2 separate regions of the Homo sapiens genome follow, and region 1 is linked to region 2. The links are chromatin loops, found by intact Hi-C in ENCODE. Cell type or tissue: PC-3. All regions are shown on one strand. Each heading gives the region's core, and the rest is flanking DNA. Links, peaks and the distances in the headings are about the cores only. Region 1 holds the start of PAX9 (paired box 9). Region 2 has its middle 11 kb from the start of FOXA1.

What was found. Hi-C counts contacts between places; a loop is a spot of excess contacts. Peaks named below come from ENCODE experiments on the same cell type or tissue, not always from the same donor. Only the 100,000 strongest peaks of a DNase experiment are listed, where the experiment ranks them.
Region 1: a loop joins it to region 2, with 21 times the contacts of the local background. A loop is called at or near these places in 11 of 110 quality-filtered maps.

Annotation. Positions count from the first base shown.
Region 1 is chr14:36,657,422-36,666,288 of GRCh38, reverse strand. It overlaps PAX9 (paired box 9), which reads right to left and starts at 4,429. Exons shown (of 4, transcript NM_001372076.1): 1 at 4,196-4,429; 2 at 2,766-3,392. The coding sequence starts at 4,199. It overlaps LOC105370455 (a long non-coding RNA gene), which reads left to right and starts at 7,540. Exons shown (of 2, transcript XR_943758.3): 1 at 7,540-7,745. RefSeq lists enhancers at 2,429-2,939, 2,940-3,449, 3,450-3,961, a cis regulatory region at 4,726-5,238 and a promoter at 4,498-5,695. In PC-3, for the core only: no CTCF peak of the experiment used is centred there; DNase peaks (open chromatin) are centred at 3,308 and 4,468; H3K4me3 peaks cover 5,224 bases; H3K27ac peaks cover 4,012 bases.
Region 2 is chr14:37,579,782-37,588,648 of GRCh38, reverse strand. No RefSeq gene overlaps it. Among named protein-coding and RNA genes, the nearest start is that of FOXA1, 11 kb to the left of the region's middle. RefSeq lists an enhancer at 1-750. In PC-3, for the core only: no CTCF peak of the experiment used is centred there; DNase peaks (open chromatin) are centred at 2,618, 3,428, 5,718, 8,288 and 3 weaker places; H3K4me3 peaks cover 5,297 bases; H3K27ac peaks cover 7,935 bases.

The DNA of each region.
Region 1 (8,867 bases), core at 551-8,550, 920 kb after region 2:
AGGGCCTGGTGAAGTTTTACTCCCCTCAGAGTAGGCCTTTCCAAATTCTCTGACCCACGCCTGAGGGAAGACACTTTTTTCTTTTTCAACCGGTTTTTGATTTCCCTTCGCCCCTTTGCTCTCCCAGGGCAAAGGAGTGGAAGAAACCTAAATCGGAGAAGGAACCCTTAAGGCTGCACGTGCCGTTCTCCACCTCCTCATTCTTAACCCAAGGCCGACTGGGGGTTGACAACAATTTGGCAGTGGGGCTGGCTGAAAAGAAAGAGAGGAGCGTCTGACCTAAGGGTGCCTGCACTGGTGCTCACTGCACTGTGGGGATCTGGTACTTATGTCAATAGAGAACAAAAAGACCTGCACTGTCCTTTGCAAACAAATAACTAAATTATTCCCACGATACAGTGCAAAATATACATGCACAGATTTCTGCTTTGTGTGTGCATAGGGCTCCCCTTGATACACTACCTCTACACATTACATATGTGATATGTGCATATGACTTAAAAATAAATCTTGCAATTACCACTATACATGCCATGGGTGTTAGTGGCAGGGTTTTCCTGAAAGAGTTTAAAAAATGTATATACAAGAAAGAGAAAATGAAATAGGTTAAGAAAATGAAAGTAAAATTAAGTGTTAAGGTGTAATGCCATCAGTTATTCTTTCTGTTCTTGGTGGAGATGCAAAGAAAATTGTATGGTGTAAAGTAATTACTATAATACCTGGGGTTGAGAATATTGAATTATTGGCATTTTTCAGTGACCAGGTATAGTTTCAAAGAGATATGTGAAGGCTACAAACAATGTATGTTTGTCTTTGGGTCCTATGGGTGGAGGAGTGGTTTGGCAAAGCCATTGTAACTTGATTTTAAACACTTCCATCTAACACAGTGCTTTAAAAGAGTGAGCATTTTTGTAGAAATGATCATTTTTATAATCACAAATGTGTCACAAACTGGGTTGTTTAAAGCTGGCATCCAAAATCACAATAATATCTGAAAGGAAAAGTTGCTCCTTTCCATTCTCCAATACTTTCCCAACTGACATTTGCTCTGATGGTAGGATCCCTAGGCAGGAAAAGTTTTCTTTTAAACTCTGTCAGCCTTTTTTTTTTTTTTTTTTTTTCACTATGTCTCCTCCTCTACCACCCCCAAGAATTAGATTGAGTCCCATTTGCACCAGGAAACTGTGTTTTGGTCCAGAACTGCCTGTCTGTCTTTGCCTTCCCAGACAAAAGGCAGTCGGTGGGCACAAGCTTGAAGTTATCTTAAGAAATTGAGATCCCCCTGTGAGCCCCCATTTCTGCTGATCTCACACTTTCCCATGAACAGGGGCTTCCTTTAAATGTCAGTGAGGTCAGTTTATCCTATAAATCAAGGGCAAACTCTCTCCAACTATGGCTCCAAGTAGCTCCAAATAAGACAAAACTGGGCTCTTGTAAACTTGCAGTCAGAAAACAAGAAGATGAGAAATCAGAGCCCTGCTTTAATTACTTAAAAAGATAATTGTGCCAATGTGGTGGCAACCAAGAAAGGCAGGAAGTAATTAAAGAAACTATTTCCCCCTTTCCTATTTAATTTTTCCTCTACACTTTTAAAACTTTAGGCTGAGAAATTAAGAAAGTGGACTATCTACACATTATTTAAATTCTGCATCTAGGTCATTCAGACTTTCTTTTCTCCCTACCAAGAAAAAAGTTAACGCCTTAAAAAAAAAAAAAAAAACTCAGTAAAAGAAAACAAACTCAGGTCTCCTGCGGAAGCCGGACTGGGCAGGAGGGCTCGGGGAATCCTTCTGACAAGGCAGAAAGGACGCTTAGGACTAGGCAAGGTCAGGGGTGAGAAAGGAAAGAAACAGTGGGGTGGCACTGCTTAAAACATGCAGGAACTAGATAGATATCCACTTGCATTCTCGGGGACCCGGGGACCCGGGGACCCCAAAGGAAAGTGGCAGGCTCAGGGAAAACTGAAAAGAACAGTAAAAGGACAGCATGGAATTGCCTGCATTTTATCTCCATCACTGCAGTGGCTGATGCCACTTCCCTTCCTAAGATATATACAGTGAAGTCTGTTAAGTTAGAAAGTGAATGGAGAGAGAAAGAGAGAGAGAGAGAATGTGAATATGACTTCGTCTGGGAATGAGTTACATGCAAGTTACTAGTAGTAACTTCGGGACCTCCATTTCCGAGGAAAATGAAGTGAAGCATAAGAACGAAACCAATTAGGTGACATTTGAACTTCCTGCCTGAGCAAATTTGGCCTGATTACCAGAATCGGAGAATACTTCAATTTCCAAGGCGTGCTGGACTCCTCCCGGCCAGACTTCTCCCGGCCGTAGTGATCCCCAAGCAAGCTGCTCTGCCCACAGCGGAGTCTGCAGCCGGCAGCCCCAAGCAGGCTCGGGCCTCCCGGGCTGCGCCCCAAGTCCAGCCCCGGCCGCACTCTCCAAGTGAGCAAGCCGGGCTGAGGCTGCCTCGGCGCGAGAGGCGGGGGAGGGTGGAAAATGCGAACCATGTGTTGGGGATGGGGGGATGTTATGGGTCTGGTAGTTTGAGATGAGGCAGAAGACTGTGTGTGGCAAGGAAACCAGGGGCATGAGTTTCAAGTTAATGAGATCAGAACACCCCCTAGGAAGACTCCTTACGTTTCCAAAGGAAAAAGCCTCAGGTGGTGGGAAAGACAGTGTCCCTGAGGCTGCAGATACTGGGACCTCCGCGAGAGTGCGGGGGCAGACGCTGCACATCCACACGCCCAGCCTCTGAGCCCCTACCTTGGTCGGTGATGGAGCGGATGCCCAGGATGTCGGTGACGGAGTGCGAGGAGGGCCAGGTGCGCGGCATGGCCACCGAACCGGGGATGGCAGGCACCCCGGGTGGCGTGGGCACCTTGGCGGCCGCCGCCGTGATAGGGCTGGGGTACGAGTAGATGTGGTTGTAGGGCAGCGCTGGCTGCGGCGTCGGCTGGTGCTGCTTGTATGAGTCGTAATGACCCTGCTGGGCCAAGTTGCCGATCTTGTTGCGCAGAATGCGGCTGATGGAGCTCACGGAGGGCACATTGTACTTGTCGCACACGCCGTCCGCCAGCAGGCGGTCCCGGATCTCCCAGGCGAAGATGCCGGGGTCTCTCTGCTTGTAGGTCCGGATGTGTTTCACCACGGTGGGGGTAGTGACCCGGGGCTTGCTGCCCCCGATGGCTCCTGGCAAGATCGAGCCCGTCTCGTTGTATCGCGCCAGGATCTTGCTGACGCAGCCGTGCGAGACCCGTAGCTGGCGGCTGATGTCACACGGTCGGATGCCCAGTTGGGCCAGTTCCACGATGCGAAGCCGGATGGCGTTGGGCAGCGGCCTCCCGTTCACGAACACTCCTCCCAGCTGGTTCACCTCCCCGAAGGCTGGCTCTGCAAAATGAACACACAGCGCGCAGGGACGCGCACCCGCTGCTTGGGACAGCTGCCTGCCACTGGGCCTCCCTACGCATCCGGGGACTGGGCGAACGCACCCGTCCCCTACTAACTACTGGGGCTGTCCCCAAACCATATGGTCCCTGAACATAGCCGAACGGCCCCAAACCGTCACTGTCCAATCGGACCCCCTCCCTCATTCCTGCCGTGCCGGAGGCCCCTACGGCCAAGTAAAGTGGTGAGATGCCGGGCCTCTCCGAGCGTTCAAAAGTCTCCCGAAGCAGGGGGAGAAATCGGTCTTGACGCCTGAACGTGCTCCTTCTCGCCTGCTCCTCACTAAAGTCCTTGAGCCGCTCCCTCTCTCCACCCATCCCATCCCCAGCGTTCCTTCTGGAGACCCGGCCAGTTAAACAAAGTCTAGGGGAAGCTAGAGGGTGTTTTATTTGTTGTTGTTTGTTTTCTTTTCTTTTCTTTTCCTGTTTTGTTTGCATGTGTGCGCGCGTGTGAAACAAAACTTGGTTTGCTACTCGGGCTGAGGGGCTCGCTGATGCCACAGCTCCCTTCTCTTAAAATCAGAAAATGGCATCAACAGCCACCCAGTAGCCAGCGTTCACATTGAACTGCTGTGCGCCGCTGACCCTTAGCGTGTTCCTACAACTTGTAGGAACACGAGCAAAGTCAATAGAGAATGTGAGCGCCTAGTGGCGCGCGCCCTCGCGCTCCCTCCCTCCCTCCCTCCCTTGCCCGCTCGCTCCCTCCCTCCCTTCCCGGCTCTGACAGAGTCCCCCGCCGCCACTCACCCATTGCTCCGAGCAGTACACCAACCCGGCCCCAGTTCCGCACTCCCAGACAGAAACTTTCCGCACCGCCTCAGTGGCCCGGCCTGTTGCTATCCCGGCCGACCGCCGGCGCCTCCGCTTCTTCCCAGGAGGAGGAGGCGAGAGGGCAAAAGGAAGAAGTAAAAGGAAGTCTGTGCCCCGATGAAAGAGGCTTGAGTTCTGCATTTCAATCTAAGCAGCAACGTGGGCTGGGCTGAGCAGGGCAGGGCGGCTCCGTCTATCACTCACTGGGGACACGCCCTAAAAGGGGCGGGTCCGAGGGCAAGCTGCATGGTGATTGGTGCGGGTCGGTGAGCGACAGCGCAGTCCAGGAAACTCCTTCCGCTGTCTCTTTCAGGCTAGCTCCCCACCTGGGTGACTAAATACAATGAAAATGGGTGTTTGACATCTTCCCAGAAGCGGCACAAAAAGACAGCAAAATCAGGCTGGTAAAATGCTGAATAAACAAATGAAAGCGTTTGGTCTGAATGTGAATGACTCGAAGGGAGAAGGGGCCCGAGGAGACCTCCTCCGGGGAACGATGGACATCTCAGAATTGAAGTTAAGGCTATAGGTGGGAGGCGGGCGCCACCGTGCACAGGGGTGAGGGAGTTGTCTTAGCAAAATCTGTCATGCGGGCCTCTGGGGACTGTCAGGAGAGGATCTGTGTCACCTGCCGATTCTACCTCACTTCAGTCCATGCCAGGTGGCGAGAGCGCAGGTGTGAGAAGATAGGCCGGCCAAAGAAACCAGGAGGTTGCGGGGAGCCCGAGCCACAGGTGGGGGCCACTGTTAAGGCCAGGGAGGTTCCTCCTACCGCCAGCTTCCTGCGGCGACCCCCCAGTCCAGGTGGACCGGCCAACCACTAGCCACACAGGCTCGAGGCACGGGCCACGCCGTGTGCGGGGAACTGAACCACAGGCGGCTAACGCTAGCGCACAGCCCCAAGTCGACCAATTGCCAGTGCGTGGGGCACTCACTACGGAGCCCAAGGCTCTGCCACATTCAGCCACTGTCCTGGGCCCCTGGCCCTCGGTGGCAGCGTTTGTGAGGGTTCTCCAAACCAGCGAGCCCTCTCGAAAGAGTTTTGTTTAAATATGAAAGAGACTTAGTCCCAAGACAGTGGACACCGACGCTGCACATGGATGTAATTCCCTCGTCTTCCATTAAGCTCCAGAGGCCCTGTCGTTCTGCCTACTTCTGAATTTTCACTTTTATTCACTGTAAGTCTAATCTAAAGTGTACCGTATGCTTTTTTGCAGCCAAAGTTATTAATATTTGCAGTTAGGGTTGTGGAGAATGTGAATCAAAATAATAAACAAGAAGAGAAATATTTTCGTGAATTTGGGAGTTTGTACTGCTTGGGGTCGTGAACTCTGTTACTGCTACTTGACAATCCAGAAGGCTCCTTGTGCACACAGGATTCAGGCTGCTTCCCCAACAGTCCCCAGGGATGTGTGTGGCTGCGGTCTACACCCAGAGAAGCTGACTGGTCCCAGATCTCAGGTCAGTAAGTTGCAAGAACCCAGGAAAAAACTATGATCAGCCATGCTTCTGCAAAGGAACAGATCTCCAGATTCCCACTTCTATGGTTAGGATGCACTCTAAATTCAAAATTACCTAACAGAATGGAGGATGTGAAAGGTAAAGATGAACTAAAACACCACTCTTTAGAATCGGAATCTTGGGGGAAATCCCACAACTAGACATACTTGAACTTGTCCCTTTTTGTTGGTTGGTTTCAAATGTTTAAAATCTTCTTGAAGTTTGACTTGATAGCAATTTCAGCCTGGTCTGACCTCCAATACCTGTTGGGTGACATCGTGTGGCACCGCCTGGCATTTTTACACAAGGAGAGCCTTCGGAAATCTAAAGATTTTAGAAGCAGCAGCTCCTTCTTAAGGCTGGTAGATAAATTAGTTGAGACTTTGCCGCATCGTAGGGGAGCTTATGACTCTGCCTTAGGCTTGCGGGAGGGAATGAACATGCCCGGCAACTTGACCAGGAAGGAATCCTCCTCCCCCCTCACAGACAGGCAGTGAGTATCGACCTCTGCGCCAAATCTGCTCTACTTCCGTGCACCCAGGGAAAATTTGCAGTCTGCAGGGCTGCTAGGCGGGTACAAGGATGTTCGCATACGAACAGGCAAGACCTCATGTCCCGCGGGGGGTCTGGGGACTCTGCGAGAGCTTTAGCAGTTCTGCAGCACCAGCCTAGACTGGTTCAGAAACTGATATGGTTTAGAGCTCTGGTTATATGGAGGTAACATACAACTCCCTCTTGTTCCTACCAACTCCTTCAGCTGCCACACATCTTCCCAGTTCTCACATAGGTTCAATGCCATCTCTCCCTTTCCACCTGCTGAACTTGGCTGTGACCATGTGGCCTCAGCTGCTGCGGATCCCCTGGGCGTGCCAGGGGTAGCAACTCAGTGGGCAGGGGGCCTGTCCGCAGCTCTGGCGGCTCCCCGCAGGCCCCACTCATGCCGGCGGTTGCAGGTACTGGGTGCTCTTGGCATTCTCAAGAGCGCAGGAAGAGTCAATTTTAGGTGTTTTGGGCCACTAAGTATCCGCGGCAAGCCGAAGACCCCGCTCTGGGAGCAAGAGAAGCCGAAGCTGCAGACAGGGTCAGCGGGATCCCAGCAGAAGAGGGTGATGCTGAAGCCTTCCCGGGGCGCGGACCGAGTGCTAGGGCGAGGTAGTCAGCGACCCGCTGAGACCGACCGAGAGACGACGGATCTGAGGCAGAGAAAGAGGATGAAGGAAGGAAAAGAGAGAACACTAAGGTCTGGTCAGTCCCGATGAATGTAAGGATGCAGGACCTAGAACAAGAACAAGGGTCAGCTGGAGTCTGCCGCCTGGTTACACTGCTCACTCTGGACTCAGAAGATCTCAAAGAGATCGGAAGAATTTCGACTAAAAGGAGAAATTTAAGACCAAAACCAAAACACCAGTAAGGCCTGCAGCTGGCTCAGGCCAGGGAGAAGCCAAAAAGCCTTTCCCTAGCCGCGTCGAGGCCTCCTCCGAGGGGCGACTCGCTCTCTGGATAAATATTTACTCAGTGGGAGACTGGAAGCCGGGCCGAGAGTGTGAAGGAGGGGGCTACACTGGGTGGGAGGAACCAGTACACTCGGCGCTGGCCGGATCCTTGTGTACACCCGCCCAAGGGGAGCAGGGGCCGGGGACTCTGGGGGCGACTCGGCCCAGGCGTGTGGCTGGGGAAGCTTTAGACCCCAGCATCGGATCGACCGGACTCCGCCCTGCCCTCGCGGACCCCAGCCAGATGCTGTGAAGTCTCCATAAATCTGTCAGCCGTCCCAGTGCCGCGGGCAGTCACCTGCGGCGCCCCCTTCCCGGCGCTAGAGCGGCCCGCGGAGAGACGCGGAGAAGCAACGGGAATCTAGCCCGGCAGACTGTACCCGAGGGCTGCCGAAGTCAGACCCAAGCACTACAGGTTGTGCGGAACGCGAGGACCCCTCCCTGTATCCCCAACCTGGACCGACCCCCGGAAGCCTGCTCCTCCGGGTCTACAGGTCAGTGATGACTGTGGATGGGAGGATAGGGCGAGAGTTGGGGGTGCGTATGCACGGGAGAGAGGTTGTTCTATTCCGAGTTGCAGTTATGACAAGCAGAGCTAGCAGAAAATATTAAGGAGCTGATTCCTCCAACTTGCCCCCTGCTGGGGACAGGACCCCCCCCCCCCAAGCGAGGCCCAGGCGACGGTGCCCGCCTCTTGTCCACTCGGAGGAGTTGCAGGGATTGTAAGACAGCCAGAGTCCGAGGTCCGGGACTGGGATTTTCATAGTGCATTGACTTCTAGCCGTCTGGGGGCAAATGCAGTAAAGGCAAGACCCTTCAGGGTCAGTTGGGGCATTGCGCGCGGTGCAGAGAGAAAAACAAGCCCAGCTTCTCCAGAACTCGGCCCTCTGCTATGTCCCCGTCTTGCAGGGTAAGCGGCCAGCTGAGTTTCCCTGAAACTGCAGCGGCAAGTGACAGCCAGAAGCTCGCCCCGCGCCCAGGGCGAGGGAGGGTCCGCCCTGGACCGCTGGCCCCTGCAGGATCTGCGCTGCGGGAGGGGATGGCGGCTAAAAGGAGCAGTCGCGGGGATTGGGGATGGAGACAGCCCTCAGGGGTCCTCTGGTGGGAGAGGAGGACAGGAGGCGCCCGCACACTGACCTGCGGCCTGGACTTGGAGGGACTGCGGACGCGCTAGCCCAAGGAGAAGCCGCAAGCGCACGGAGAGGAGCAGAGCTCGGCCGGAAGATGCTCGGAGAATAGCCCGGCAGCCTCTCCACCTTCTCATCAAGGAGCCTCACGGTTCAAGAGTCTCTCCGCGGCTCCACTAGGTAGCTAGAATGGCAGCGGGTTGGGTCGGGCCCGAGCTCGGAAATGCGTCCCGGCGTTCTGCGGTCCGACAGCGACACGACCGGAGCCCTGCGGGAGGTGGGATCAGCCCCACGGGCTGCGAGCGCTCGTCGCCCGCTTTCTCCTTGCGAGAGCAGGGGAGGGGCCTGTTGCTGTCTGAAACCCGCTTTTAATTCTCCGCCTGCCTGTTTCCGATCACCCGGGGTTGGTTTTTCTGTTTGCTCACTCCTTCTATTACAATAAAAACAATCGACATTTCTTTTCAGTTTCCCCATATTAGCGTCACTCAG
Region 2 (8,867 bases), core at 357-8,356:
TTAAGTTGGCCTTAGCTCTCGCTCTGTTACTTGCCGGAGACATTTTCTAGTTATGCGGGGGACGGGGGCACTTTGGAGACCTGCCTCGGGAGCTGGACCGCGGGGAGCCTGCAGGCCCAGCCCCTGCTTTGTGGGCTTCTCGCAGTTCTCAGACCGCACACTCCGCCACCTCTGGGTGATGCGACCTGCCACCCGCGCGTTAGGACGCGCGCGGGTTGGCGGCCAGGACAGCTGGTTGCCAGGGAAGGCGGACAGAGCAGGACAGCAAGCGTCTCGAGGTGACAAGTGCAGATAGTTCTTCATTGTTTGGGCATTTTCCCTTCCTAGCGAATAAATCTCCTGTTGAGCCCGGGACCTAAAAGTCAACAAAGAAGGCCAGCCGCCTCGTTACGGCTCCTGCGGCCCCGGCGGCCCGCGTTGCCGCGGCTGCTCCCGCTGCGTAATCCCTTCCTCGGAAACCCGGACACACAAACACCCGGGCGCCCGGGCTGGGGCGCCGCGCCCCTGGGTCAGGAAGAAAACATCTGTGGTTCCGAGGGAGTGCGGAGACCCTGCCTGAGGGCGCCGCCTTCCTGCGACCCCCACCCCATCCCCTTTTCGTCTGGGTGTTTCCACATTTCTTCACCTCGCCAGCTCCCGAAGACCAGGGCCGGAAAGGGGCTGCTGACCGTCCCGCCGCGGTGCTCCTGCTCGCTGGTCTTAGGAATTTCGCCCGAGATGGGGGAGGGGTCCCCGGGGAGGGGAGGGAGGGGGCGAAGAGGGGCGAGGAGGGAAAGCCTTCCTCCTGACCCAAGTGTACAGCTCCGGTGGCGCTCGGACCCACCAACGCTACCGAGCAAACATTTTTACAAAAAAGAAAAAAACAAATGTTTTGGGAGTGAGCATAGGACAGGGGAGGGGAGCTGCAATTGTTACTCTCACCTTGCATTTAGGAAGGGCAGGTATGAAACATTTTTAAGGTGACAAAAACAGAACCAAAGATAGGGAAGAAGAAAAGCTCACCAGTTCTATTCAGCAAAAACTAAACAACTCACAGGTGTTCGGAAGTAGAAGGCAGTTCCGTCCATTTTCTACATGATGGCTAATACAGTGTTTACATCAAAGGCAAAATTTAATTTCCATTGTCCCTTTGTGATCCCCCTCATACAGGATAAACTGATGAGAATTATTAGGGAAGGAGGGATTAAAACAAACAAGATCCTAGTAAAGCTCCCAACCTCTGTTTTCATTTTCTGAAGGCTAGATACCTAATTGATTTCACTGAAAGCATAAAAACATTATATTTCTTAGAAGTCTAACAGATTTGAACGAGCCATAACAGAAAAGAAGTCCTGAAGTGATAAAAATGTAAGCCCTTGTTTTGGCATTTTAAAAAATTGGTCTCAATTCCACAAACATGCTTAAGTTTCTTTGCAAAAAACTGCCGAGATCAATACAAATTCCTTCCAATGCTGGCCAAAGTAGAAGACCTGTCACCCAAATTAATTAACCTTTCCTCAAGATCAATTGGTTTTCTGTTGATTTAGCAGTAATATTGTAGAACATTTAGCTATAATGTATTTTAATGTGATCCCTCAATGTCAACAGGAAAAAATTCGTTGAAAAATAAAATAGCTTAAATAAGTTAGTAGACATTTTATACCTTTGTAGGAAATATTTTGCCTTCAAAAATTAAATACCAATTGTTTATTTGAATTGTAATAAAGTGTGTTTTGCAACTAAATGGAGTTAAGAGCATGCCTAATTACTCCAAGATAGTTATATGCAAAAAGATGATTGTTTTAAAGATATCTAGAACTAAATAGGTAATCAAATTATGCTGAAATTTAAAAACAAAATTTTCTCAAACTGAAAGAATCGTTAGAATCAATAGATTCTCATGAGAGTAAGAATGTAAGAAAATGAAATGAAAAAAACATGAATATTTCACAATCTTCCTGTTTATAAATAGAATTGATTTGGAAAGGTAAAGCGTTTCTTAAAGTAGCCACTTACACAAGTTTTATTTTCATGCACGATGTTAGTGTATCCAAATAACATTTAACAACAGATTACCTTAAATCTTGTGTTTTTTCTTCCAAATAGCTAAGTTTGGGGGCATAATAATTCCATTGGTTTTTCTTTTAGCCCCAGCCCAGCATGGTTCTTTGAACTTTGGCCAGCTAGGACTGCAGCCCTCACCTTTTTGTTCTCCACCATCATTTTACCAAGCAATCTGGGGCTGGAAAATACCCATGCCATTCAATTTTAACTTGTAAAATGCATGAATTTTCCTGTTATAAACATTTTAAAACACCTGACAAGGGGGAAATCCTCACTTGCCACCTTTCTTTTTCTATTTAACTTCCTTATTTCTCCAATTATGTTAGCTGTGACTACAGTGTAAGAGCAAAGCACATGGTGAGAGTGAGCACTCCTCCCCCTTGCAGTCCCGGGAAATAAGGAGCCCTCCTTTTTCTGGGTGCCACTCCGTGATCTTTTGGGGTTCTCTATGTTCCAGTCAACCTAAAGGACAGAGGCAAGATATTCTCCCTCAAAATCCAGGAAGGAAAGGGCTTAAGTAGAATCGTGCTCGAATACATCAGAATCCAGGTGGAATGCGGGTCAAGTCACTGGCGAAATCAAGAACCAGGCCAGTGACACCAACGGCAGGCCTGACTCAGAATTTAAGTGTGAGGTTGCCTTGGTTTAACTTTTTACGTCTCTCAACTCCCCTTCAAGATTACACATCAGGGGCTTTTTCTTTTCTCTTTATTTAATTTCTGAAACCAAGGAAAAAAACAACCTGGAAATTCCCCCCAAAGCATTGCTATTGCCTGCAAATTGGGAACAATGAATTAAATTGGAAACCTCCTTAGCCAATCCCCCCGCCCCCCCCCCCAACACACACACACTTTTAAAAAGGAGTACATTTGTTATTCTTTTGCTTGCCTGCTCATATCCCGGGTCAGTTTTCTGGTTTCTCTCTCTTACGCCAAAGATTGTTTTAAAACACAAACAATTTAATGAAAAGACTTTAAGGAGCTCTGCGGCGGTTTGTATCCTTTGTATATTTAATTTTAAGGGCCCATTATGCACCAGGGAGGAAGTAGGCGCCCTCCTAGTCCCGTGCTCCTGGAAAGCGGAATTTCTTTGCATGATTCAGGTGACTAGGATATTATTGGAACGTTCCCCTAGCTCTGGGTCCCACTTGGGGGCTTTGTGCTTCACTACCGCAGTCCAGCTATACACCCGTAACCCAACAGCGGCTCAACCCTGGGCGCCAACTACCGCTGCGTCCTCCGCCGCTTTTCGCAGGTGGAGGCCGATTCATGAGCTCAAGCCGCAATGAGCCGTATTGTAGCGCAGGGCCTCGTCCAGGTTTCCTCGCCTCTCCCAGGAGTCACACCGCCTTCTGCTGACACGCGCTTCCTTTGTGTCATGCCTGGCTAATATATTAATGGGGCGGATAACCCGGATCCTTAGCGGAGGGGAGGAGGGGGTTGGAGATGGGGAGGGCAGGGAAGGGAACCGAACAGCTCTGGTTGCTGACCCTTGGGCCAAAGAGCCCTGGGGCGGACCAGGAGTGGGGGAGCGAATCGAGGTGGGGAAAGTTCACATTGGGGGCACTGAAAGTAAACTTAAATGCCTGAAACAAGTTTTAGAAAAGGTGACCTGATGCTAATGCTCGGTCCTGGGCACAAACTGCGCAGCCAGACGCCGCGGACGCCGGAGAAACTGCCCCTCTGGCGGAGCGGGCCGCGCTCCTGCAGCGAAGTGTCCGCCCCCACTACCCCACCCCGGGCCGAGAGCTCCGCCGCGCTGCGCTATGTGCGGAGTCACGGGTGAAAAGTCCTAACTACGTGTCGCACGAAGGCCTCTTGACGAGTGCACACCTTCACGGACTCAGACTCATTAATCTCTAGCTGAGCCAGTTACCTTAGATGCTGGGTTCCAGTGCTTAAAAATAAAGACCAGCCCGCTCCTTGCCCTCAAGGAGAAGCCAGCTTTTCCCACCCTCACCCCCAAAGAATTGTGCGGCCTCCCAGTCGGACTCATCAGCCACACAGGTGGATCTCCTGCGCTACGCCAGGTGGGCGGGAGGAACGGCAGATCCCTGGCCGGAGGCCTGAAGCCCAAAGGTCCCCGCCGCCGGGTGCCGGCCTCATTCCAGCCCCGGCCTCCCGGGCGGAACCCCCTCCCCACCGGGCCCTGGGCCCCACCCGCCAGACGGTGCCCGGGTGCCCCGAGACATATGCTGCCCGCAGGCCGCGCGGCCCGACGGAGTGCTCACTGCCGAGGCGGTTCTCAGCCCATCAAAAGCCCAGGCTTTCTTCAGCCGTATGGGCCGCGAGGTGAACAACAATGCCCGGGCCCCTTCACTTCAAAAGCAGCGATCAGGGGAAAGGCTCCCCCAGAGAATTTTTTTTTCCCCTCAGCCTTTCATTCCTGGTTTGAAAAAAAAAAAAAAAAAGGCATCAGCAACTCCAGGCCCCGGGCGAGCCTAATGCCCTTTGATGGGGATTGAATTCATTATCTCCAATAACACAATTGTGCTTGGCCAACGAAAAGAGCAAAGCAGGGCTCTATCCCGCCGGAGGGGCCCGGCCGGGCGGGGCTGGCAGGCGAGCAGTGCTCCTGGGGACCCGCACACAGGCGCAGTCCTGGCCCGCCCGGCCCGCTGCGACGCCCCCTGGGCTCGGGGGGGCGCGGGCACGCCCGAGGCTGCAGGACCAGTGGCGCCGCCCGCCAGGACCGGGCGAGGAGGGGCGGGACGGCTCTCTTGTCTGATTTATTTTTCGTTTCTCCCTTCGCAACCATCCCCCGAGGGCTGCCCCCGCAGAATGGGTATTTACTCTCCTCCCTCCCGGCCTCCAGCTGGGAAGCCATCCCTGGTGCCCGGGGCGCGCTGGGCAGAAGGGCCGCCCTGCGCCCCTGGCTGAGCACGCAGGGCTCTCAGCATCCCGGCCGCGCCGCCCAACCCCGGCGCGGAGCTGGCTGTACCCGCAACCTGGCAAGGAAAAACTGGGCCCCCTCTCGCTTCCACGCCAGCCATTGCGGAAAAGCGCCCCAGGAACCTGGGCGGGGACCGCGGGACACCAGGTCCCGCCCCCGGGTGCAGGGATCTGGACGCGGGGCTTGATGCCTGGTCCCCTCGGCTTCCGGGCCTGTGGACACTGCCTGGGACCGCCACCTGACACGAATGTCGCCTCCTCCCGGGTTTCACCGCCATCCCTGCCCTTTCAGCCACCTCCAGCCCCCGCCTTCTCTGCCCTCTTGATTGTACGGAGGTGGAGGTGAAAACCCACTAAGACACTGCGGGTCTTGACCTCGTGTGTGTGTGTGTGTGTGTGTGTGTGTGTGTGTGTGTGAGAGAGAGAGAGAGAGACAGAGAGAGAGAGAGAGAGAGAGAGGAGAGGGGGGAGAGGGAGAGAGAGAGAAGAGGGAAAGAGAGAGATTATATTTTGAATTTCTCAGACTCATGATCAAAGAAGACTTCATAGCCTGTTGTCTTATTAAATTGCAGTTCAAGGCATTACTGAGATGCTTCCTACACAACCTTACTCCCCCTCTTCACCCCCATTACTGGGGAAAGTTCGGACTGAAGTTTTATTTCAGTCAGATAAATAATAATAATAATAACAATTTAAAGTACTTTAAACAAACAGAAGACTTATTGAAATGCTCTGCGGTAGTAACTGTGGATTGGTCGTTCCTCACTAATGAGTCATGACTATCCCAACCTCCAAGCAATGGACTCTTCACCTTTCTCTTCAGAGAATTAGAGCCAGCACACACATGCTGTAGGAGGTATATAGACAGGTAGATAGCTATATATATATATTCACACAAATTGATATAGCGACTTAGAGGAGCATCCACAAGAACTTCCTATCTATACAACTGTCCTGAAAGCAAGGAAGCAAGAAATTGAGTAATATGCTGATTTGAGGTCAACCGAGAGAAGTGTTTCAGATTTGACTTTCAGAGAGGCATTATTTTCATCAGGAGATACAGGGATTAATTATTTAATTCTCTTCAGCATAGAGTAACCTTTACAAATTTAACCCATTGACTCTGACTACAACCTTCAATGTTTAGGCCTCAGCACTGGGGGTTCCTCTCCAGTACGTAAGATTAAAAGACTTCAGTTCTTGGCTCCAGGCTTTCTTTCTTCCCCTTTGTCTTATAGAGCAGCATCCTGAATGTAATTTATATTAAAATATATATTGACTTTTGTGAAGTCTTTTTAGTTTTCATTTACCTCAGAAAGGATGTAAAACATTTACCTTGCAGATATTTTGAGTGTCTAATAAAGAAGTGTATGGGAAATTCTATTCTTTAGATGAGTTTTAAACTCTGGATTCTACAGGTTGTCAAAAAATGAATGAATTCTCTTTTGGACCCTTAGCCTATTTTTTATTAACTTATTAAAAATAGGTTTGAATCTTGGTGGCTGGTTCATTTACATTGTGGTGACTTACTTCAGTCACCTTTTATAAAATCTCTTTTGCAACATCAAGTGGAGGTTTAATCTTTGTCTTGAATTGTGCCACACATATCCCACACCTGGTGGACTGCTGCGCTTCCTTTGCATATTCATTGTCACATGCTTAGAAATACTGGGAAGAGAAAGATGTTTATACAGGGTAAAGATGAATTAGATTTTACATATTAACAATTTGAATAAGAGTTTAACATAATATGTATAATCAGAATAAGTTATATGTAGGTATAGCTATTTAAGAATTAATTTTTATGATATTTTGAGGACTTCAGAGGACTCAGGACCCAGGGTAAGAACTATTCCCTGCATAACAATATGTTCAAAACAACCACCACAAAAGCTTTAGTTCTGACATATAGTCTACCTGACCACAGAAGATAGAGGACAGGCCTGTGTTTTATCACATAAACAATTTATCTAGTGTCTGAGCACACATAAAGGATTATGTGGCTTCAGGTGAGCAGGGCCCCATAGGATGGATGAATTACTAAACAAAAGATACTATTATTTTCATGTAGATGTCTTAGGCCATGGAACAGAATTAGGAAGGAAGAAGAGGTGAAGCATTTCAACAGAAATGAAAATTCAGTATTCTCTAAAGTGCAACCCCAATGCCCATTTCAGCCTTGAATCATGAATCATGAAGCCACGGAAAATGGTGATGGAAAAGACTCTTTATGTCTTCTAGTTCACTCATCTTAAAGATTATTCTCCTCAGAATATTCCCAAGCCATGGTTTGAATAGATTTAAATGTCAAGAATTGAAGGACTCCCTTCCACTTCCTGAGTTTCTTGGAGAAATTATATTCATGGTGCAAAACATTTTGCCAACTGAGTATTTTCTTGGTTATTTATTAAGGTAAAATTGTCTTGCATTTTAAATATGCCTCTTTGAGGATCCATTTTTATTAGCTCTCAAACCTGTTTCAGATACCTGAATGCTTGTCTCTTCATTTATTCAGCCAGTCTATACACACTTACTTTATTTAGTTCCTACATAAGATTGATCCAAATAAAGTGCCCAGGTGGGAAACTTCCTTTAATATGTATTAAGCATTTGATTTTCTATTCTTAATACTGAGAGGGAAATAATAAATTTAAATCTCCAAATTCCTTTGAATGATACCAGCATTATAAATGTGAGACTTGATCCATTTGTGAGATGTCACCCAAATGCTAAGTCATGAAGCCTCTTTGCCTTTTAAGTATAATTTATGATAAGACATTACAGGACCTCAACTTCTTAAAATATGGTAAATTCTTAAATTAAAAGAAAGAAAAACTAGAAACCAATTGGGAGTTGGTTCATTGAGAATACTGTTCTTACTGGAGAGATTTCAGAGTGTTTGTTCCTTGTGACCCAGAGGTTTACATGTGTCCTATCAGGAATATATTATGTCAGAGTTTTCAACAGCAAATAGGCCAAGGCAGTTCATTATAAAACTTCCAAAGAGAAGTAAAACTTTTATATTTCAATTGCAGAGATTCAGAAGCTGGATCTGGAGCACTGCATTATGATTTGGCATCCTAGACTCAAAACCAGACTCTGGGCTCCCAATGCGCCAAAGGAGTAGCCCGCCCTCTGGACAGTGAAAAGCCAGGCCTAGGCTTAACCCTTGAGTCTGCACCTGTCTTTTACACTTCAGCATTTCCACTGAGTCAGGCAATTCGGAAGGAAATGCTCCTTTAGTTTGACAGATAATTCACTTTAGAAGTATAACCATAGCAAGAACAGACTGTGAGGTAAGCAGAGAGAGAGGAAATGAGAAATATTGAGAAATGATCTCCACTGCATTCCATTCACCTATCTCATCTTATAAAATAGAATAGGTGAACAAGGAGAATGGGAATTGTAAGCAAAATGAAAGACTGTAAGGTCTCTGATGAGTCAAAGAGTGACATTGAGAAGTTGTGTAATAATAGTATAATTTATATACATCCATTGAATACAAGATTGCACAGATATCAGCTTTCTTCCAGTTTGCTACGGGGTATTGAGAGGGGAAAGTTCTATCCAATTCTTGATGATTCATATGATATAGCAAGTGACAGTGTTGAGTTTTATTTAATTCCCTGTACAATGATTACTACCTTAAAATATCCAAAGAGCCTTCTTAAATAAAGTAAGGTCTGCTTTTTTTTTCAGGATTTGTAGTAAACACATATTTTAAAGTCTTATGTTCACTTACAGTTGTTACCAGGTGATGCTGTTTGTGGAATAACCTGAGATTTTAACACTAAGCACAAATTAACTTTCCCAGAGTATAACAGACTCCTTCCTATTTTCATCTTACCCTCAGCAACAGAAAGAGTAGTGTAGTAGCCAACGTTCAACCTGAAATATAAAAAAATGTAGAACATAGTAAGATTCTTCTCAACT